Regions from separate parts of the Homo sapiens genome. Here region 1 is linked to region 2. The links are chromatin contacts, found by Hi-C or POLR2A ChIA-PET in ENCODE. All regions are on one chromosome and are shown on one strand. The core of a region is the stretch at or near the end of the contact, and the rest is flanking DNA. Distances in the headings are between cores, read along the strand shown. Region 1 overlaps LINC00911 (long intergenic non-protein coding RNA 911). Region 2 has its middle 38 kb from the start of SNORD3P3.

What was found. A loop is a pair of places that touch in the nucleus more often than their neighbours do. ChIA-PET counts read pairs that join two places held with the same protein, here RNA polymerase II (POLR2A). Pooled maps may share reads with other maps.
Region 1: a map of mammary epithelial cell shows a loop between it and region 2 (6-fold over the local background). The contact joins two enhancer-like sites. A Hi-C loop is called at or near these places in 3 of 168 maps with a recorded cell type or tissue (MCF 10A, PC-9 and mammary epithelial cell) and 1 of 50 pooled maps. POLR2A ChIA-PET finds 5 or more read pairs at or near these places in 2 of 52 experiments (MCF 10A and OCI-LY7).

Annotation. Positions count from the first base shown.
Region 1 is chr14:85,414,036-85,417,336 of GRCh38, forward strand. The region is part of intron 2 of LINC00911 (long intergenic non-protein coding RNA 911); the gene reads left to right. Among named protein-coding and RNA genes, the nearest start is that of LINC00911, 22 kb to the left of the region's middle. Within about 2 kb of position 1,441, at least 10 of the 41 ENCODE cell types and tissues checked have a DNase peak (open chromatin) inside an H3K27ac peak, as active enhancers do; they include mammary epithelial cell, where a contact is called at or near this core.
Region 2 is chr14:85,231,992-85,235,377 of GRCh38, forward strand. No RefSeq gene overlaps it. Among named protein-coding and RNA genes, the nearest start is that of SNORD3P3, 38 kb to the right of the region's middle. Within about 2 kb of position 1,865, at least 2 of the 41 ENCODE cell types and tissues checked have a DNase peak (open chromatin) inside an H3K27ac peak, as active enhancers do; they include mammary epithelial cell, where a contact is called at or near this core.

The DNA.
Region 1 (3,301 bases), core at 191-2,690, 180 kb after region 2:
CCCAAATCCCAGAGGCTCAAAAGTCTGCATTGTTAAAATGCTTCCTAGCAATATTTACAACTGCTAAAATGTAATGACTTCTGAGTTTATGTGGGAAATCAGAAACTTTTTTAAAAAAAATCATGAATTTCTGATTTTCACTTTCCAGTTTGACTCAATTGCTTTCTTATGTGTTATTGGAAGTGAGATGTTCACAGCAATTTTTTTTTGCCCCACATATTCTTAGTATTCATCCCAGAATGCCAACGCCTCAACACTTCTTTCTGTACTTCCCCATTTCTCCCCTCCTACATTCTTGCAATTGCTGAGGAAATCGTGACTGAGACAGGAAGTGCATCTGCTCACTTGGGCCTAGTATTTCAGTGTGTGAGTTTACTTTATACCTTCCACATCCCATACCTAGTGGCCATCTACACGGTAGTGGAATCAAATATCCCCATGTGGGAAGATTTATTTGTTTCCTCAAAGGATACAGGAACCAAAAGGGATCCAGTGGGGAAGAAAAGAGACTAGCTGCTATCCTTCACGGAGCCAACATTCTGCTGGGAGAGGCAAGAAAAAATCCACAAATGAATAGAAAAATAAATAAGTATAATAAAAGTTCAGAGAGCGATAAGACCTATGTAGAAAAAATGTTATAAGGGCACAATTACTGAGTGACAGATGGAGTAGAAGATGCTAGATTAGAAAGGAAAGGCCTTCCGGAGGAATTGGCATTTGAGCTGAAATATGAATGAAGTAAGAAAGTGAGCCATCCAAAAACCTGGGGAAGAGTGTTCCAGACAGAGAGAAGAGAAAGTAGAAAGGCCTGAGGCAGGAGTGGGCTTGGCTTGCTCACAGAAAGCATGAAGGTCAGTGAACATGGTTCGAGCAATATGCGTGAGGAGGAGAGTGGGGTGACATGAGCAATAAGGTAAGGATTGATTCACGTGTGCCATTGTAGCCCATGGTGCTTGGATTTCATTCTGAGTGTAATAGAGACCATTGGCCAGTCTTGAGCAAGGGTGAGAAATTATCTAATTCACATTTTAAAATATCGCTATAGCCAGTGTGTAGAGAATTATCAGAGCCACAAAAACCTGTCAGTAGTATGTTACAGTCCAGGTGAGAGAAGACTGTGGCTTAGTTGGAGTATTCACAGAATAGATGTTAAGACGTGGTCAGATTCTGTGTGTACACGTTTGTATTATGCAGTTAGAGACCACTGGAGTTGCTAACAGATGAGGAATGTGGGAGATAAAGAGGAGTCACAGATTTCTACAAGGTTTTGGTCCCATGTATGAAATGTTGACGCTAGGGACTGAGATGGGGAAGGCAGGTTGCAGGAAGACTTACGAGTTCTGCTTTCGATACGTCGAATTTGAGCATCAGTTAGCCGGTCAGTGAAGAGCCAGTAGGTGGTGCAAGTCTGAACTCAGGGGGAGATGGGAGTAGAGATCCAAAAGACAGAGGCATGGGCGTGTAGATGGAATGCAAGTTCATGACTCTGGATGAGATCACCCAGGGAGGAGTGTACACACAAATAGAGAAGAGAAAGATACATGGATTCATGTGGCTCAGTGCCCAGTAGAAAACTTGCTCGAGCCTGTTGTTCTGTGACAACGGGTGTGGGTTTTTAACTGCCTGCAAGTCACAAACAGCGTTGATCTGACAATAGGACCATGATATGTAGAATATAATATGTATGTTATTGTAAATAAATTGGAATATAAATGTTACCTGTTAATGTCATACAACCTCCTTGAAAAGGCAATTATTTTTCTTTTTGTTGCAATAAAAATTTGTGTGAATATATTAACGCCCCACAGTACAGGATTCATTTTTAGCAGTGAGTTTCAGTTTATCCTGAGAGGCAGGCAGATTCACTTATAAAAACTGGTGGTACAACTGGGAAGAAAAACTACCCTTTTGAGTAAGTGCTTTATAAAGGCAATTAAAGCAGAAAGATGTGTTTATGGGCTTTCACCCTTCAAAATGGCTATAGATCAAATTTATTAAAAATGTAATTTGGAAGAGAAGCTGGCAATACAGTAATAAAAAATGAAACTAATTTATCTTCAAAGTGTGTGGCGCTTTTAGCCCTAACCAGCCTAAAGACTTTGTTACCCCACTACAAGTAGGAATTGAAAACTGCTTTTCAATTCCAAAGCATTTTGTACTAGAATGTGGCTGGTGTTTATATGGTCACATGAGAGGTTATTTATTCTAATAGTTCAGGACAGAAAATATAGATATAATTTGTATATTTCTGAAACTTAGTAGGAATAATATTTAGGGTCTACTATAGCAAAGATAGAAAGAATTTGATGATGTAAACAAATCTACTATTAAAACACATGTATCCAAGTGGTTAAAAAAGGCAGTAACTTTTTGTATGTTTAAGTCAATACTTTTTCCTGTTTTGCAAAGACACTTTCTCTTTTTAAATTTTTTTTTTTAAATAAAAGAATATGTTTTAGATTTAGCAGGACACTGGAAATATGAGATGCTTTGAAAATTCAAATGATAGTGTTTCTTAATATTTCTCCTACAAAATTACTTTTTAGAGGAATTCATCTTATTTTAAGAGGAAATGTATAAACTTTTTTTCATTCAAGAATAATGTTCCAGTGGATTGTTTTGTGTAACAAAAAGTATCATTTCCAACAGCATTCAAATTATTTCAAAATCCTATATTGAAACAAATGGAAAGGACCTAAAATTGGATGAAGTTGTTCACCAGTAAGGAAGGGGCAGCTTACAGAGTCAGTTTCACTGTACTGAAATAAAGAATGTCCTGTAGCATTTGTGGGTAGAGAGGAAGAGTCTAGTGAGCAGAGGAAACAGGTGATGAAATAAGGACAATGTGTGGTCACCCCAGTAAAATTAGTTGAACTAACTGTGTAGACAGGAAGGACAATTCTGACTTCACATGGAGGCTCTGCTCATGGTGCCTTATGAGTATGTCTTCTCGGGATCAGCACTGTTGAGAAATGTAAATCCCCACGTTTCCTTTCTTGCCTCTTGCCCACATTCCTAAAAGATTACTCTTAACTGTCAGAGCTAAAGAGTAGATCTTCATCTTCAATTCATTCAACATGAAAAGATTATTATTAATAGCACACTGAGCAAATAATGATTTCAAAGAGTCCTTGTTATTTTATAAGCCTGCCTACAAGGTGATTTCAGAATAAGAAATGTGAAGTGTTTATTTTATCAGAAATTGAATGTGCACTTGCCTTTCAAACTCTGTAACATCGTTGTAGTTAAAATAATTGAATATGGTTAAATGTCTACACTGATTGGATTATCTTGACATTAG
Region 2 (3,386 bases), core at 615-3,114:
TATAAAACTAACATTAACCAGAAAGTCAGCAGATCTAAGTTCAGGATCAACATCTCTCCTACCAACTTTGTGTTTGAAGAAACTCACCTAGCATTTCTTTACCTTAGCCTTTATATCTGTAAAATAAATCATCTAAATCTGTCCCTTCTCCTATCCACATACCCTCTATAACCTACAACATCTCTCTCTTTCACACATACACAAACACACACACACACGATAGGTCAAAACTTTTCCAAAATCATTGGGAAAGCTGCTCAATTTTTTTTAAGTCTATAAAATGCTCATTTTCTTTTCAAATAATTGTATTAGAATAGACAATTCATTAGTACAAAGCCAAAGTTAGTAACATGCTCATGATTTTGCGTTATTCTTCCCTGTGTTTCCTTATTGCTTATCCATTGTCATGCAAGAATGTGATTCACAGATGACAGACTAGGACTCACTACGTGCTATGGTCCTTTCCCTTATGATCTTGTAACCCATGTAAGAAAAGTAAGTGAACACACTACTCAAGAAAATATGTAACTGAATATTAATTATGGCTTAAAAATTCAAAGCTCTATAGGCATTTATAAGAGAATTTTTCAAAAATGAGTTGAACAAATGTACAACTTGGACAAGGAGAAGAGCGAGAAGGCTGTCTGAACAAGCAGTGCATACAGTAGTTTGAATAAAAGTGCAGAAGTGGAAACAAGGCACACTCAGGGGAAGTACTCAGCAACAGAGGCTGCACACTGAAGGCTGTGAAAATCTACCTGACCGAAATATGGTATCATCTGCTACTCTTAGTTCATCCTGGTTTTACAACTAGTTTATAAAATGCCATAAAAATATTTGGCTTCAAGATTTTTTTTTTGGTTGTAGGTGAAAGATCTATGGATACTATTAATATTTTTAAATATAGATAAAATCTGGGAATATTCCGCACTGATGAGGTCTTGGAGAAATGAGCACCATTTACAAGTGCTGGTGAAAATCTCGTCAGACCTATATTTCTAAGAAGCATGTTGGCAAAATGTGTCAAAATCCATAAAAGTTTTTTATATTCTTAGTTAATTCTACATTTAGAGATTGTTCTTCAAGGAAAAAAAAATTACATATAAATGCTTTAAGCACAAAGATGTTTATTATGCTTCTTATAGTAGGTGAAAGTAATAATAATAATTTAAAGTGTTTAACAATGGGTATAGGTTATATAAAGTATAATACAGCCACATAATGAGTATTATATGTAGTCATTAAAATATTGAATAAGTGCATTTTCCTATCAATTAAACACAATACATTAATTTGGATATGTATGTGCATGCACACATATACAGAAAAGTTCAAGAATCACTTAAATTCGAAATCTTAACAGCTATTAACTCAGAAGTGGGATAAAAAGTGTTTCTTCTTTTATATGTGTATATTTTATCATTATTTCACAATAAATCCATACTATTTGTGCACTAAAATTTTCTAAAAGCAAGAACATCAATCAAGATCATATTTATGACATGTGAAATATATTTTAATTTGAGGTATAAATATACAAATGGCATACACAATTCATTTGGCACTGTTGACGTTATTTCTCCATGCTGGCTTTTATATGTATTTATTTTTTTGAGATGGCGTCTCGCTCTGTCCCCCAGGCTGGAGTGCAGTGGCACAATCTGCTCACTGCAATCTCTGCCTCCCAGGTCCAAGCAATTATCCTGCCTCAGCCTCCTGAGTAGCTGGGATTACAGGCGCCCACAACCACGCCCAGCTATTTTTTATATTTTTAGTAGAGACAGGGTTTCACCACGTTGGACAGGCTGGTCTCGAGCCCCTGACCTCGTGATCTGCCCGTCTTGGCCTCCCAAAGTGCTGGGATTACAGGCGTGAGTCATGCTGGCTTTTTAAACAGTGTTTCTTCCTGTACTACATGATTCACGTTCTCCTATTCACTTCTCACCTCTCCGGTCAGTCCTTCTGTCTGCATTACTGGCCTTTTTTCTTCTGCTGATTCTCTACGTGCAGATGCATCTTCAAGTTATGCTTTGTTTCCTACCTTTTACTTCGCCCGCTTTTCCCTCCGGAGCTCATCTACTAACACCTGTATATTAGTCATGCACTAAATTTTATCTTCAGCCAGAACTGCGAGGTATTTCCACATGGATATTCCATAATGACTGAAACTGTACATAAGGACGCTGAATTAATCAGCATAGCCCAGAAATCTAATCCTCTTCCTTGACTCCATTTATTGGCCGTCGATCCATAATTTATAAACTGAGCTGAAAACTGGGAAGCCATCATTGACTTTTCCCTCTCCCTCACCCCTGCGTTCTTCTAATTAATCACTGGCCCTGCTGACTTTACCTCTTAAATATTTCTGGCATGTATCACCTCCTCTTTCTTAAATACAACTGTCCTGAATCAGCACATATCATCACTTCTCTAAAGCACTGCAACAGCTTCCCAACTGGTTTTTGTGTCTTAAGTCTTGCTCCTTCTCATGTTCATTCTACAAGGCTTGGCCAGAAGATCATGCTTCAGCCATAAATCTAAATAATTCACTCTCCTGCTTTAAATCCTCCAACAGCTCCTCATGGCCTATAGGATAAATTCTAAGTTCCTTGATGCAGTTTGCAGGATCTTTTTTTTATCACGCCTTTGCTTTCTGAGAATTTCATCTCAGCAAATACAAACCTGCTTATATTTCCATCCACACATTGCCTTTCCCTCGCCGTTATCTAGCCACTTTGCTTTAGCGTTTATCTTCTTTTCCATCCACAAGACCATCGAGCAGCTGATTCCTACTTACCTGTTAAGACTCACTTGAGGTTTCACCTTCTCCAGGAAGTGTTACTCACTCATCAGACAAACAGTGGTGTGCTGACACCAGCTCCTGGAAGCTCATGAGAAAAAATTATCCATCTTCAGGAACTTTATGAGCTGGTAACTAAACACAGGCAGTAATAAAAATTAATTTGTGTGAATTTGTGATTAAATAAATTATATGAAAAACAAAAGCGAAATATACTTAAACCCATCACTTTCTAATTATTTATGCCATTTTGTTTTGTATTTATTCTCTTCAGGTTACTTACACTTATTGTATTTTTATGACAGAAATGTATGTAAAAATGAACACATCTCTTCCTAATTCCACATTCGCTAGCATTACACTGGCTGGAATGAAAGAATTTATACCATAGAAATCAGAAAATATTACAAATGAAGGTTTAATTTTTTGTTTTGTTGATTAGGCTTAAGAAAATGATGAATAAAATTATAATAATGCAAATTAAACTTTAAAACTATAATATATCTATAGCTTTTACATTATCAATAACACAAAAAAAATTAGGAAATATGCCAGTATTTAAAAACCACCATCAGATTCAGCCAAG